Linked DNA regions of Mus musculus: region 1 is linked to region 2. The links are chromatin loops, found by intact Hi-C in ENCODE. Cell type or tissue: left cerebral cortex. All regions are shown on one strand.

What was found. A loop is a pair of places that touch in the nucleus more often than their neighbours do. Peaks named below come from ENCODE experiments on the same cell type or tissue, not always from the same donor. Only the 100,000 strongest peaks of a DNase experiment are listed, where the experiment ranks them.
Region 1: it touches region 2 in a loop (4-fold over the local background); 4 of 42 quality-filtered maps call a loop at or near these places.

Annotation. Positions count from the first base shown.
Region 1 is chr2:61,588,118-61,596,117 of GRCm38, reverse strand. Tank (TRAF family member-associated Nf-kappa B activator) reads right to left here and starts at 3,021. Exons shown (of 8, transcript NM_001164072.1): 1 at 2,910-3,021. In left cerebral cortex, no CTCF peak of the experiment used is centred here; a DNase peak (open chromatin) is centred at 3,008; H3K4me3 peaks cover 1,731 bases; H3K27ac peaks cover 1,276 bases.
Region 2 is chr2:61,708,094-61,716,093 of GRCm38, reverse strand. It overlaps Psmd14 (proteasome (prosome, macropain) 26S subunit, non-ATPase, 14), which reads right to left and starts at 4,400. Exons shown (of 12, transcript NM_021526.2): 1 at 4,221-4,400. In left cerebral cortex, no CTCF peak of the experiment used is centred here; a DNase peak (open chromatin) is centred at 4,413; H3K4me3 peaks cover 1,872 bases; H3K27ac peaks cover 1,092 bases.

The sequences.
Region 1 (8,000 bases), 120 kb after region 2:
GAAATAGTGTGGAGAGAGAATAGGCCTTTTGAAACCTCAAAGCCCATCCTCGCTGACACACCTCTTCCAACACAGCCACACATCAGAATTGTTCCTAGACAGTTCACCAAGCTGGTGACTAAAGGCTATTCTCATTCAAACCACATTCCCTTTAGAATGTATACTGCCATTTTTCCTCTGCCTGCTGTGCTAATCTTCAATAATTTAAGGAAAAGAGGAAGCTATCCGAATAGGTAAAAAAAAAAAAACCTTTCAAAATCAAGATTATGAACTATATGTAGAGAGGGAAAACAAAGGACTACATTTTGGGTGGATCGCTAATGCAGTCCAAAAACAAAAACAAAAACAAAAACTGAGGAGTGTTAGAATAGGCAAGGGTACCTGGTTCTAAGCAACTGAAAATGTGCATTTCAGGCCTTTGTAATATGTGTCACATTTTTCAACCCCTAATCTTGAAAAAGATTAAAAACAAACAAACAAACAAAAAAACCAAGACACACCCCTAAAACCTGTGACAGAATACACATTACACATAGCATAAAATTAGCCGCTGTAAACTTTCCTTTCTTTCTTCTTCTTTTTTTAGAGAACCAGGTCTCGCTTATATAGACCTGACTAGCTTATAGACCAGCCTGGCCTTGAATTCAACAGAGATCCTGCCTCTGCCTCCTAGCACTGGGATTAAAGGCATGTGCCACCATGCCTGGCTTTTCTTTTTAGACAGGGTCTCACATGGCCCAATCTTTCGACTTCAAAAAAAATAAAAAAAGAATTTTCAGTCAGTTGGAAAAGAACTGAAAGAACTAATTTCTTTTCTCTCTTTCTTTCCTTTTCTTTTTTGGCGTGTAGTGTGTGTGTGTGTGTGTGTGTGTGTGTGTGTGTGTGTGTAAAAGAGTCACAGGGCAACATTGAGGGGTTAGTTTCTCTCCTTCTACCTTGCTGGTCCTCGGGATGGATCCCTGATGTCAGGCTTAGTGGCAGACACCTTTACTTGCTAAGTCAACTTACTCACCTAACCCACTTGTACTTTTGTTTCTGATGCTATGATGAACACTATGACCAAAAGCAACTTGAGAATGAAGGGGTTCACTCCATCTTACAACTCATAGTTCAAAACCCATCACTGGGGGAAGTTGGAGCAGAAACTCAAGCAAGAAGCTGGAGCAAAAAACCACAGAAGGTTGATGCCTACTTCCCAGTTTTCTTCTCCCAGCTTGCTCATTCTTTCTTATAAAGTCTAGGCCCACCTGCCCAGGGATCATAGTACTCAGAGCTGGCTGGATCCTCCCATATCAACCAGCAATAAAAGAATACCTCACAGACAAGTTCACAGGCCATTCTGATAGAGACGATACCTCAAATGAAAATTCCTCTTCCTGGTATGTTTGTTTTTATTACGTTGAAAAAAAAAACCTATGATACCTAATTCATAATTATGTTTCTACAGTGTACAAGAATAACTTCAGATGTTTAAAATGAGTCAAGTATTAAAATGAAATAGCACAGGAAATTATCTCAATAATTTGCAAGAGGACAATAATCTTGGATACAAAACCTAGGCAAAGCCACATGACTAATAGTTCTTTACAGTATGTGGCACATAGCATGAAGGGTTACTATATCTGTATCTTCCTCCTGAGTTCTGGGATTAAAAGCATGAGCCACCATGCCTGGCAACAACTGTACCTTTAAGAAAGGAAAAGAAAGAAAGAAAGAAAGAAAGAAAGAAAGAAAGAAAGAAAGAAAGAAGAAAGGAAGGAAGGAAGAAAAAAAAAACGACATAAAAATCCAAACTTGGGAAAAGTGACCAACGCCAAGAGAAGAGGGTGTACAGAGTAAGCAATGATCTCATTTCCATAGGGGAGCAAAACAACGTGAGTAGGCGCCTTTAAGAGATGTGGAAGGCTTTGTCTTACATGATTGAAAACGCTTTAGCGGGGTGGTTTCATTTTCTCCTTTATCATTTGAGGGGTTCACGGCCCCTCTCAAAGGGGACAATATGGCTTTTCGCAAGAAGGTGGTGCTTGTCTTTCTGTTACTGGGCAAACGGCGGGGTGTTACTCCACCTCTCTTCACTTTCTAGCTTATCGTTTCTTCTTCATGTTAACTTCTCAAAAGTTTCTGCGAGAGAAAAAGACACCCAAGAAGGCTGCTTTGTACAGCCAGCCTAATAGTGAGAGAGCCTAAGTCCTCTGGGGGTACAGCGAGCATCTTCCCCCTTGATCGGATTTCAGGACAAGCATTGCTCTTTTTCTTCTCGTTTGTTTGCTTGCTTGCTTGTTTTTGGTGTATAACTCGTTGCCACTCAGTTTACACGACGGTGGAGACTCTACCTAATGACTGGGTGACCAGGGAAGGAGGATGGCTACTTCTGCTCTTTGAGCCTTGGCCACCCATTCTCTCCGGGACTCCTAGGGGGAAGTTACCCAACTTCTCATTGACAAGACTATGATGACACTCCACAGGAAAGCAGAGAAGGGAATTGTGCAACTCCCGGGATAGACACAAAGAGTCTATTAAGTGTTCGAGGGCATAACCGCCGGGGCGACCGGCTTCTGCGAAGTCGAGGACTCCGGGATCCCCGGCGCCCCAACACCGCAGGCCGTGCCGCGCTCGTTTCCAGCCCCGGGAAGCAGCGAGGAGAGCGGCAGTCACCCTGCCGCGACGGGTGGGGGACTGTCGTCGCGGAGCTGAGGTCACGGGCCGGGAAAGCCCCACAGGGTCAGCTCGGGGACAGGGACCCGCGCTTTCTCTCGCTCAAAATCGCGCTGTAAACTCGCTGGGGCCGCAGCTCTACTTCTCGGAGGAGACTTCGGTGCAGCGCAGCGCATCCCACACCCGCTCACACACCCCAGCCCTGCGTCCCCGGGCTCGGCCGACCCAGACTCCCTGTCTCCGCTTTTACTCACAGTGGAGGGTTCCGGCTGTGCTCGCTCACGCCACAGGTCGCCGGTGCCCGGCAGAATGACTGCAACCGGAAGTAGCTTTCCGTTCCAGTTCAGAGGGCAGCGACTGCGCTCTGAGTCATTAACGCTTCACCTTCCATCCTCAGGGCCAGCCCCGCCCCACGTCCCGCCTCTGCAGGAAAGCCCCGCCCACAAAGCCCCGCCCCGCCAAGCTCCTTGGAGGCCCGGGGCCATACAGGAAATAGCATCTGACAGTAAGAGAACCCTAAACATAAGTCATTTGTTTAAAGGTCACTTCAGTGTCTTAGCTAGAATTTTGAGCAAACAGTAAATAACTACTTCTAATATTACCTTATATGTAGGTTAGAGAACCACTCAGAAAAACTTGATATATTGTGAAATTCCTGTTTAGAGCAGGTAGGGGAAGGCCCAGGAAATTACAGTTTTCACCAGATCCTTATGCGAATATAATTGAGTTAAAGTCCACAACTTGAGAAATATTACATATACACTCGGTGTTTCCTCCCACTAGTAATACTTTCCAATGGATATACTTGCTAAAAAAAATTCAATTTCTAGTAAATTTCTCGGGGATTAAAAGTTTCTCATTATTTTATCCAGACATGCTTGAATGATAGCTGAGAGAGAAATTTCAGATGGACGCAGTGAGAAAAACATCTTTTCCGTGTTAGAACAAGAGAGTTGGGTTCTGGCTGCCCCATTTTCTCTTTAGTTCAAAGATTCAAACACTTGTCTGGTTCTAACCGTTAGCTTGAATATTTGGGGCAAATTTTAAAATTCAAACCATCGTTTAAAACTATTAAAAAACTTTCATCAGCTGCGGTTGCTCACAGAAAACCTAAGCAAGATCCAACCAATCAACCTGCTACCACAGTGGTGGGTGGGGTTCACAAGCCCATATGTCAAACCAGTATCTGTGAGGAGCTAAGGGCAGTGGGTGGACTTGAGGGGAGGAGGCCAGTTTTATTTAGGGTGTGTCTCATGCTTCAGTAGATGATACTATGTCTGAATTTATACAGGCAGCACAAACTGGACTTTGTGGTCACTTGGGGTGGGAGGTGGAGGTCATAAGGTTGGGAGAGGGGATGGATCTAGGAGGAGTTGAGGGGGATATGGTCAGAACATTGTGGGGCTGGAAAGATGGCTCAGAGGTTAAACACATGATTGCTCTTCCAGAAGACCCCCGTTTAATTCCCAGCACACACATGGCAGTTCACAACTGTCTGTAACTCTGGTTCCAGGGGATCCTATACCCTCACCCAGACATATATGCATTATAATATATTTCTAAAGGAAAAATAGAACAAACACATTATATGATTCTTTAAAAAATATTATAAAATATTACTCAAAATTTTAACAAGCAGAACTTCCCACCTATAACATTTAGATCAAGTAAACACTTTTTCCCACTAAGTCATCAAGTTAATTGTGACACAGCACTGCTCATATTAAAATAAAACAAAATGACTTGTTTTCTCTAGAGCAGGGTTAGATGCAAAGTAAATTGAGAGAAAGGTCTAGAAACTTCCAGCATGTTCCTCATCTTCATCCTCAGTGCTGAGGTGGAAAAAACTGCTAGCAAGAACAATGTTCTAATTTTCATGAGGAAAAAATAAATTATCAACTCCTTAAGGCAGATGCAAAGAATATGAAAGATGGTAAGTGTGTATCTATTTTGTTAGCGCAGTAATGAAGGAAAGTTTCTGTCTGTGCCAGTCCTCATTCAGTGTTTTTAGTATTCTAGATTTTGGTTGTTCTAACAGGCAATTGTGTCTTGATTGATTTAACTGATGACTTCTGGGAGAGGAAGTGTTTTCTTTAAGGGCACATGGCCTTTCTTTGCATATGCTTATATTAGTTGTTTTTTAAACAGGTCTAGATAGCCAGGAAATTTCTATGTAACCAGGCTGGCCTTGAACTCACAAACATCTGCTTGTTCATGTTTCCTTGGTACTAGAATTAAGGGCATGAGAGGCCACGGGCCTCCTGATAATATCTTTGGAAGAGTAGAAATTTCACATTTTAATGAAATCTAGTTCATTCAGCATTGGTTTTGAGTACACTTGAAGCTGCTTTAGAAATTCCTTGTTAAAATTATAGAATTAATAATACATTAAGAACACAAGGCTGACTACATAGGCAGTTAGAAATATAGATGTGCTGCAAACTTTGAATAAGGAAAATATGCATTTCTTACACATAGATTTTTTTTATTTTCCATTCCCATGATGTTTAGTCATGAAGAGAAATGACTGTACATGTGCAACGGGCCTAAATGCTGACAGAACTGTTTAAAATTGATGATTTTTAAATCAAAACACAGACATATATTTTATTTTTCCTGTAATGATTACGACTTTCATCAGCATTGACATTCAATGAATATTAAAAATATAGTGTTGTGGACATTCATATATAGAAGAATGAAACTAGATTCATATCTCTCACCTGTACAAAAAAAAAAATCAACTCAAAAAGAACCAAAGTCTTGAATGTCAGAACTGAAACTCTAAAACGGTTAGAGAAAAAAGTGGAGGAGATCTAGGCTTAGGCAAAAATTGTCAATAGGACTTTATTTGCTCTGAGAATAAGGCCAATAATTGATGAATGGGACCTCATGTTAAATAAGCAAAGATATAGCCTACAGAATGGGAGAAAATTGTTGTTACGGAATTTGACAGTGGATTAATATCTAGAATATATAAAGAACTCAATAAATTAAACATGGAAACAACCCAATCAAAAATCAGCCAATGAAATGGACAGCTCAAGAGATGAGATACAAAAGACCAATAAACATATAAAAATGTTAAATGCCACCAACCATCAGAGAAATAAAAATTATAACTATATTGGCAGTCCATTTTACCCCAGTCAGCATGGAAGCGATAAGGAAAACAAATAAAACCAAAATGTTTGCTGGCAGGAATTGAACAAAAGCGAACCATTGTACTTTGCTGGTAGGAATATAAATTAGTCCAATCACTACAGAAGTCAATATGGATGTTTCTCAAAAAAAAAAAAAAAGTTGATATGACCTTGCTATATCATTGCTGGGTATTTACCCGAGGAACTCCAAGTTGATATATCATGGAGATATCTGCACGGCAATATTTATTGTAGCACTCTTCACAGTATCTGTTATAGAACCAAATAAGGACAACGGCAGAATGTACAAAAAAATAGATTTTTTTTTTAGTTTTAGCTTTCATTTGTATTTCCTAGATTTTAAATAAATATATAAAATCAAAATACAAAAGTTGAAGTGAAACTATCTAATGGAACAAGAAGGGCTGATGGGAAGAGGGAGGCCTGAGAAAGGGAGGATATGTGTGGGGGACATACGATCAACATACAATATATGCTTTATGAGAACTGTAAGAAGTATATTGGATAACATTGGTAGAATTATTTTTGTGTATATGTATATGCAGGCATGCATGTGTTTCTAACATGTGCTTGCACACACATGCATGCATGGAAGCTGAAGATTGTCATTGGATTGTCATTGGATGCTCCTTAGGCATGGCCATTCATATTGTTTCTTGAGACATTGTTTCTCATTAGGACCTGGGGCTAGCTCATTGATTAGAATATGCTTTCTAGTTGATAAGTCCCAGGGACCTGCCTATTTCCATTTCTCCAGTGCTGGGATTATAAGTACACAAACACTTGGGTCTTTATGCCCGTGAAGAACTTTGCTGACTGAATTATCTCCCCAACCCCAACACTGTAAAACTCTAAGAAGCAATAATGTATTTATGATTCCACATTTAACAAATAACGAGTGTGGATATTTGAGGAATAATCTTTTAAAATGATAATGCAATTACTCCTCACTCGTTAGTATATACTTCTGATTAGTAAGTAATGAAGTGGCATTGATGTTGGTAGTATGGGGAATCACAAGCTTTAAAAAAAATGTGCCTTGGGGCCTATGATAGTGTTAGTCATAACTTAACATAATTTAGAATGTCCTGGGAAGGGGGTCTTTGTGAGGGATGGTCTAGATCAGCCTGTACGCTTTTCTTTAAGACAGTAATTGAGGTGGGAAGACCTGCCCACTTCGGTGGCTGCATTCCCTAGGAACGGGTTCCTTCCTGGATTAGATAAGAATAGAAAAAGCAAGCTGTGTGAAAGCAATCATGCATTCACTGACTCTCAGCTCTTTACTGTGGATGTGAGCAGCTGTTTGACATTACTGTTGCCTTTACTTCTCTGCAACGGTGAATTGTAACCTGGGATTGTGAGCCAAATAAACCCCTTTACCTCTACGTTGCTTTTGTCAGAGTATTTAATCACAGCATTGGGAAAGGGGATGAAAACAGGACCTATTTTTGAAGCTAATTCATATTTTATGGAGAGTTCTGAATATAAATCTAGGAGCAAGGAAGCATGCCAATATAAATATTTACTATAGTTGGGAATCTCAGGTATTGGATAAACCTCTGATATGAAATATCCCAGTCAATATGGTGCCTTTTGATTTACAGTCACATCTGGATGAGCTTTTTGTGTCTTAGACTCTCCATTTAAAGTTTTTTTTATATGAATACTTACAATATCACAGGGTGCTGAAGATTAAGTCTTATAGTCAGTATCAAATATGTATGGTTGAACAGGCTGTGGTCACTTGCTGAGGTTTGTCGGAGTTTTCCCAGAGAAATTTTTTTTTCCTACCTTGCACAAAGGCACTGTTAAAATCCCCATTACTCTGCTGATAAGACACTTCCTGGAAGAATTGGACATGCTCTTTGCTGTGTGAAGGGAAGCAAGTCTGGAGGCCTGAAGAATAGGGAAAATGCTAACAGTCCTGGGGCACCTGCTTATCAGTTGGACAGTAATTGTTATTATGTGTGACCTACAAGTGGTATTCTGGCCCCAGTGTTCCTGGTAAGTATCTTTATTATTTGTTTGGGGGCTAAGATTTAGAGGATAACAATTCTGTAATGTGAGTGATAGGTGTGATGCTCTATACCCAATTATGTGGAATCAATAAGGAAAGGATGTTATTAGACAGCTGGGACTCTGAGTCTCTGTCAGAACTTACTTTTTACATATGATTTATGA
Region 2 (8,000 bases):
CTCATTCACAAAAAGAGAATAGAGAACGTCTGTTTCATACAGCTGTTTAGAAATCAATGCACACAGAAAAACATTTAACACAACCATAAGCATAAAACAAGCACACAATGAGTGCTACTTTTATAACAGCACTCACCATCTTAGAATGGCCACCCTTCTTCCTCACTCTGAAGCCCCTTAGAAGCCATAGAACACCAGGTATATTCACAGAAATAAATCCATCATATTGGAGACAGGGGCGTACATTTTCAGAATTCAGCAAAAGGTTCACAAGGTAAACTGTACACAGTAACATAAAAGTGAGGGTGTCATTGTTGTTGCTTTGGGGTTTTTTGGTGGGTGGGGTTCAAGACAGGGTTTCTCTGTGTAGTCCTGGATCTCACTCTATAGACCAGGCTAAGCCTAAAACTCACAAAGATCTGCCTGCCTCTGCCTCCAAGTCATGAGGCATAACCACCCGGTTAAAAGAGAACATCTTCAATTCTCAGAAACAGAAGCAATATAAAAGGTTTCTAGATCCAAACTAAGTTTCCACCTATCAAAAAACTGAGGATTTAAGAGCCCACTTATAATAGATTCACTTTGGTATTTTCTTTAATCTATTTTATTTTGATGTGTGTTTACCTGCATGCATGAATGCATACCATATGAATGCCTGGTGCCCCTTAAGATCCAGAAAAGGGTGTCAGATCCTCTGAACATGGGTGCTGGAAGCTTAACCTGAATCCTGTGCTCTTACAAGTGCTGCTAGGCACTCTGAGCCCCTTCCCTGTCTACCCCTGATATAACTTCTCTTAACACATTTCTTACCACAAGATGACGTGTTTTACATACCCAGTATAACATCACATACATAGCAATATTCAGAACCCTTATTAGCAAAGAGCCTAAAACAAGTATCTACTTGAAGGTTGATAACTTGCCACTTAATCTCTCAGGGTAATAGCTGACTAAAATGTAATTATTTTTAGATCATGTTCATGATGGCTTTAAATCAGTTCTCCAGTATTTATAGGCACTGCATGGAACAATGGCAACCTAGAAAGCAGAGCCTTCAGAGTTGAATGAGTTTACACTTCCCACCTTCCTAGGGATACTAACAAATCAAAACTACCTAGACTTCATTTAAAATCATGAAGCACTTAGTCATTCAGGCTTTACATTGTATCTCCTACTTTACTGTTTTACTCCCCATTCCTCTATGTAAATATTAATACTCTCAAACTAATAGTAAATCCTTTCAAACTACTCCATATTTGGGATCCCACTATATTTCTACATTCAATTCCTCTGTTCTCTGATTTGTGGAAGATAGGAACTTCGACCCTACTTTTTCCAGTTCAATCAGAACTAGAGCTAAAATTAAATGTAACTCTTTAAGTAGGATTTTTTTTCCCCACCTTTTAGTTTTTATGAGACATGGTCTCACCACCCAGGACCTTGCCATAGACACGCTGGTCTCACAGGTGCAGCAATCCTACCACCTCTGCCTGGGGAATACTGGAATTACAACACTTGGAAAGCAAGATTGGGAGCCACCAGCAAGGAGGCTTAGCAACTGAAGGGCTTACTGCTTAGCCTGATGTCTTAGTTTGAGCCCCAGAACCCAAATGGTGGAAGTGCTGAACTGACTTCTGGATGCCATCAGACTTCTCCCCTTTTCACAGCCATTGTATCCAACTGTCTCCACCTGTATCTGTCTCCCCCATCTCCTACAAACACCAATCAGTGAATCAGTATTTTAAAAATTAAAAAACAGGATTCCACTCCAACCTCCATGTAGAAGACTGCGAATTTAGTCTTAAAAGAAACATAGCTATCTACCACATGGTCGCTAATTACAACATCTAAGCAAAATATTCACCAAAAAGGCACAACTGCTTCCTGTTACTGACTTTCAAATGATTCTGAATCTAGGTACTAGGTATAGTGTTTATATGGCAAGTATACAAAGGAGATGAATCCAGTCCCTGAAGTTAAAAATCCAGCTTTTTAACTACAATAACAATGTTTTATTATCAAAGATCTTATTGGGTGGGGGTGGGATAAACGTCCCAAATCCAACAGGTGAGAGTAAAATAAAAGATCAGAACTTCAAAATGTTGTTCTTTTGACAAGATTTAACTTTGTTTTAGGCAAATTCAAAACAACTTTCAGTTCTTTACCAAAACACATTCACTATAGTTAATGATGAGCCACTGTTTATCTTAATTATGTCTACATATACAACCTATGCACTTTAAGACATACAATTTATTTGTATTGTTTTAATTGTGTGGGGGGAGGGTATCTACACATCAGTACAGGTACCCCAGGACATCTGCAGAGCTGGAGTTACAATCCATTGTGAGTCACTGGATATGGGTGCTGGGAATAGAACCCAGGTACTCTGCAGGAACTCTCTCAAGGCCCTAAGCAATAGAATTTAAACATTAAAAAACAAACCATTGATTGAGGTAACATGGCAAGACGGGCACCATTATATTAATTATCCACATTGACAATCTGTCCAGTTTCCAACTTCAACGTTAAGTGCTTGTCTTGTTGCTTTACTTACATTATGTTTGCAGCAGTACAACCAATTTTTAGGCTGGGTACTGATGCACATACCTGTAATTCCAACACTACACTGTGGAGGCTAAAGCAGGAAGATCCCATCAGGCAGTGGTTAGCCTGGGCTGTGTAGGGAGAAGCCATCTCAAAAACAAACAGAAAAGCAGAACCAGCAGCAGCCTGACCTATAATCGGTTACACAGACCAGGCCGGCCTCAAACAGCAGAAGATTCTCCCCACCTTTTCCTCCCTAGTACTGCGAGTGTTCACATGAGAACTGTATTTCTTTGCTAACATTTAAGGCCTTTTCTATAAATTAGATCTTTACTAGCGCTTTCATATTATTTTTGTTGTTGTTGTTGTTTTTGTGAGACAGGATCTCACTGTATAGCCCTAACTGGCTCAGAACTCGTTTTTGTAGACTAGGCTGGTCTTCAACTCAGAGATCAGCCTGCCTCTGCCTCCTGAATTCTGGCATTAGAAGTGTTTACCACTGTCTTGAAGATTCTATTGCTGTGAAGAGACACTATGACCACAGCACCTCTTGTAGAAAACATTTCATTGGGGCTAGCTTACAGGTTCATTTTCATCATGGTGAGAAGCATGGTGGCATGCAGGTAGACATGGTACCTCAGAGTTTTACATCTTGATCCACAGGCAGCAGAAGACTGTGTGCCACACTTGAGCTTATGACACCTCAAAGCCCACCCCAACAGTGACACACTTCCTCCAGCAAAGCCACACTGCCTAATAGTGCCACTCCCTTATGGGCCTATTGGGGCCAATTACAAACTACCACAGCCATGACGTGGAACTTGGTTGCCATTTTAACTTTTTTTTCACTCCGTGCTAAAGTGGAATTACATGCCTTTAACTTCAACACTTGGTAAACTGAGGCAGGATTATATTAATTTAAGGCCAGCCTGGTGTACATAATTAGTTTTAGACCAAGCAGATATACTGAGTAAGAACCTATCTCCAAATTAATAAGTAAACAAAGCGTTCCCAAATTTCTTAAGACTCTTTTGAAATGCGGGCATCATTCTTTGGCAGACACTGAGTTCGATCGACCCACGGGAAAACTGAGTTCTAATAACCCGCAGCAGCGGTAGTTGATTTCTACTTTACTCAAAAATGGACATGTAACCATTCACAGACCAGTACTCAAGTGGAGCAGTACAAGAAGTAATGGCATAGCAGGAATAACCCAACTTTATTCTAAAAACATTCAGGATTAAAAGCATGCCTCTCTGAAGGTTTTTAAAGCTAGCAGGACAAACGATTAAGCGAACATCCTCGCTCCTTTTCTTCCCTGGACTGGAAGTTTTTCAACACAGGAAGATCTAAAGACGAACACACGTAGATCATAAACAGGGTTCTGCCAGTTGATGGGTTAAAGGTTCCCAAGCTAGAGGGAAGCAGAAACGTTTGCAAGGAGATGACATCCAGCCCTAACCCTGCCGGACACCCGGAGGTGAGGGAAGAAAGGACCAAGGGGTCCGCAATCCCATCAGGCCCCGGACTCCACCGGCAACCTGGCTGGGCAACGTGACTCAGGAAAGCCCAAGGCTTGAAGGCGGCCTAGCGAGGCAGGCTCCCGGACGTCCCAGGCCCGCCTCGGGGCTCGGCTGAGGCCGCCTGAAGAGAGCTCGCGGTCTGCATCCTACCTGGCCTTGTGGCGACGCGGCGGCGAGGGCAGCGCCTCACACTCAACAAGGACCTGGCTCGGAGAACAGGCGATGAATCAGCCCGATTCCATTCAAAAGAGTCGCCCAGGCCTCTGCAGAGAAGTACTTCCGGGTTCCCGGCTTCCTTCGGCTTCCTTTCTTCTACCGCCAATTGGAGTCCGCCGGGGAGTGGAGCCGGCGGGGGGGGGGGGGGGGGGGGCGGAGCCGGCTGGGGGCGGAGGAGCACACAGCGCACGCGCAGGCCGCCTGGTCCCGGTCCCCGCGAGGCGGAAGTCAGGCGAGCTGCTCCGCCCTCCTGGTTTTTTTCACAGTGCCAATCCTGCTTCACTGAGGTCTCCATGCTTTGGGAATTTTGGAGTTATCAGCCTTGTGGAGGCTAGACTTGGCTTGGTTCTGTCCTTCGCCTTTGTGGCCTTCCTCAAAATGTAAAAGGTTGAATTAAGGTTTTCTTGGTCACTTGAAAAGCAAAAATTAAAGGGGTGGGGGATAGGGAGATGGTTAGAAATATACAGGCTCTTTCCGCATACAAGTTTACCTCTTCTTGCCTTCACTGCCTAAAAAAGGGGTTATAGGCCGGGCGGTGGTGGTGCACGCCTTTAATCCCAGCACTTGGGAGGCAGAGGCAGGCGGATTTCTGAGTTCGAGGCCAACCTGGTCTACAAAGTGAGTTCCAGAACAGCCAGGGCTACACAGAGAAACCCTGTGTGTGTGTGGGGGGGGGGGGGGGGGGAACCTCAAGGAAATTTGACGTTTTTCCAGTGTTCCTGCCTCTTATTTTCAGCTGTTTCAATACGTATTGAAAAAAAACTACTTCTCTACATAATTAAACGATAACGGCCTTTTATCTTTGTGTTAGATTTTCAAAACAAAGTTACTCAAATTAACTTTGGCAAGTTTCTATCACATCCTGGGACGCCGTTTAGGTCACTCACCATGTTTATGGATTACTCCCACTTTCTCAAATATGTTAAAATGCATCTTTAAAGCGTTTCTTTTTTTTTTTTTTTTAGATTTATTTATTTATTTATTTATTTATTTATTTATTTATTTATTATATGTAAGTACACTGTAGCTGTCTTCAGACACTCCAGAAGAGGGAGTCAGATCTTGTTATGGATGGTTGTGAGCCGCCATGTGGTTGCTGGAATTTGAACTCCGGACCTTCAGAAGAGCAGTCAGGTGCTCTTACCCACTGAGCCATCTCACCAGCCCTAATTTTTTTTAAAAGCATTCCTGACTCAAAAATCACCATGGAACTACTGAATGGTAGAAGAGAATGGATTACAGAATCATTCCCCTTTAGTAAAACTCAAAAGGAATATGGCTATTACAAGAATATGGTTATGATGGTTTGTATATGCTTGCCCCAGGGAGTGGCACTATTTAAAAAGTGTGGCCCTGTTGGAGTAGGTGTGGCCTTGTTGGTGTAGGTGTGTTACTGTGGGTGTGGGCTTTGACACCCTTATCCTAGCTGCCTGGAAGACAGTATTCTGCTAGCAGCCTTCAGATGAAGATGTAGAATTCTCAACTCTTCCTGTACCATCATGCCTGCCTGGATGCTGCTATGTTGATATCATCAAGATGCTGCCCATCTTGATGATAATGGACCTATAAGCCAGCCCCAATTAAATGTTGTCCTTATAAGAGTTGTCTTGGTCATGGTGTCTGTTCACAGCAGTAAAACCCTAATAAGACAGTGGTTAAGTCTTACTGGGCCTGGAGAGGTGGCTCAGCTACTAATCACTTTCACTTTTGCTGCTCTTCCAGAAGACCCAAGTTCATTTTCCAGCAACCACAGTGGGCGGCAAACTGCTTGTAACTTCATCTCCAGAGGATTCAGTGACCTTTTCTCTCAAGAGCACCGTACCCTCACACACATACATAAACATCCACATTTTAAAACATTATTTGTATTAATTCTCAAAGAATTAATAAACGTTAAACATATTCACTTCCCAGCTCATTCTATAACCCCTCTCTCAAACCTTCCCTCTCTTCGCACCCAACCTGGAACCACTCCTCCCTATCTAGTCTAGTTTGTGTTGCCCAACTAACAACTAACAGGAAATGTGGTTGACCTGCCTGGGGTTACATAATTAAAAGCTGTCTCTTCCTCTCCCTTCCCTTTGCTAGTGGTAGGATCTGGTACCTACCTTCCCACCACTATGCTGGAGTTTTGTCTGGCTTGAGTTTGCTTACTTCTTATGCATGTTGTCACATTACTATGAGTTTATTGTGCATCCGCCCAATGTCTAAAAAACAGTTTCTTTGATCCACCACCTCTGCTTCTGGCAATCTCTCCATCTAATCTTCTGAAAAGAGCCCTGGGCCTTGGAAGAAGGGATGAGATATGATGTATGATTGAAGCTGAACACTCCACATACTCCTATTCCCTGTGCATTGTCTCACGGAGAGTCTCTGTGTTAACTGACATCTACTACAAGAAGTATCTCTGATGAAGGCTAAAATGCGTTCTGATCTATGCTATGATCTAATGGTATTAGAAGTCATTTCAATACTATGTCCATTTAGCAGAATAACAGTATTGAGTTCTTCCTTAAAGCCTATGGCCTATCTAGACACAGTTCTTGGCCCTTTTAACAGTGCCAGGTATTAGTTCTGTGTAATAGAACAGACCTTAGTAATCAGAAAGTGTTGGTTACTCCAATAATATTTATGCCACCATTACATCAGCTGGAATATCTTGTCAGGCCAATTGTTTTTGTAGTTTGCAAGGTTCGGGGTTGATGGTTATTTTTCTCTTCTGGTAGCATGCATTGCATCTTTTAGCACCATGAAAGTTAGTCAATATGAATGAAGCTTCCAGGTGAGTACCAACTTGGTTTCTTTGTGTTCTTTGTGTCCAGTATCTTCAACAACAAGTCAGACTGTCAAGTTCTGGGGAATAGCCAGGTGTATGGACAATAGCCTGCAATGCTTAGGGGTTGGCACATATGACTCCACTGGTCAACAACTGAAAAAAAGGTAACACATTGCTGTTTTTTATTAGCATGTGGTATCTACTCTGCATTGTACAGTAACACCATTAAACCTCTTTTCATATGTGTATTTGTATATATTTTAGCAAGTTCCTATAGTAGAAGGATCATTTTTAAAGATTTTTACTATTTTTGTTTCTGTATGTAAGTGTGCCTGTGTGAAAGAATACCACTTCTGTACAGGTGCCTTCAGAGACCAAAAGAGGGCATCAGATCATGCGTAGCTAGAGTTACAGACAGTTGTGGGCTTTCTGACTTGGGTGTTGGAAAGGGAATTCATCTCCTGGAAGAGCAACAAATATGCTTAACCACCAAGCCACCTTTCCAGTCCCTAAAAAAGTGTTTTTAATATGTTCAGAGTCCAGAGTGCTCACCATTACATGACAAAATCTTTTTTTTTTTTTTGAGACAAGGTTTCTCTGTGTAGTTCTGGCTGTCCTGGAACTCACTCTGTAGACCAGGCTGGCCTGGAACTCAGAAACCCGCCTGCCTCTCCCTCCCAAGTGCTGGGATTAAAGGCGTATGCCACCACGCCTGGCAACAGAACTTTTTAATGTGTTCAAAAAGCTAGTGGAAACCATTTCTGAAGAACTAAAAGAAAGTAAGGGAAAAGAGAACATCAAAAATTAGTAAAACTAGGTAAAATGAGGGTACAGACCTTTAATCCCAGCACAGACGAAGAAGAGGAAGAAGAAGAGGAGGAGGAAGAGAAGGCCAAACTCTGTTAGTTCTAGGTCAGCCTGGTTAACATATTGAGTTC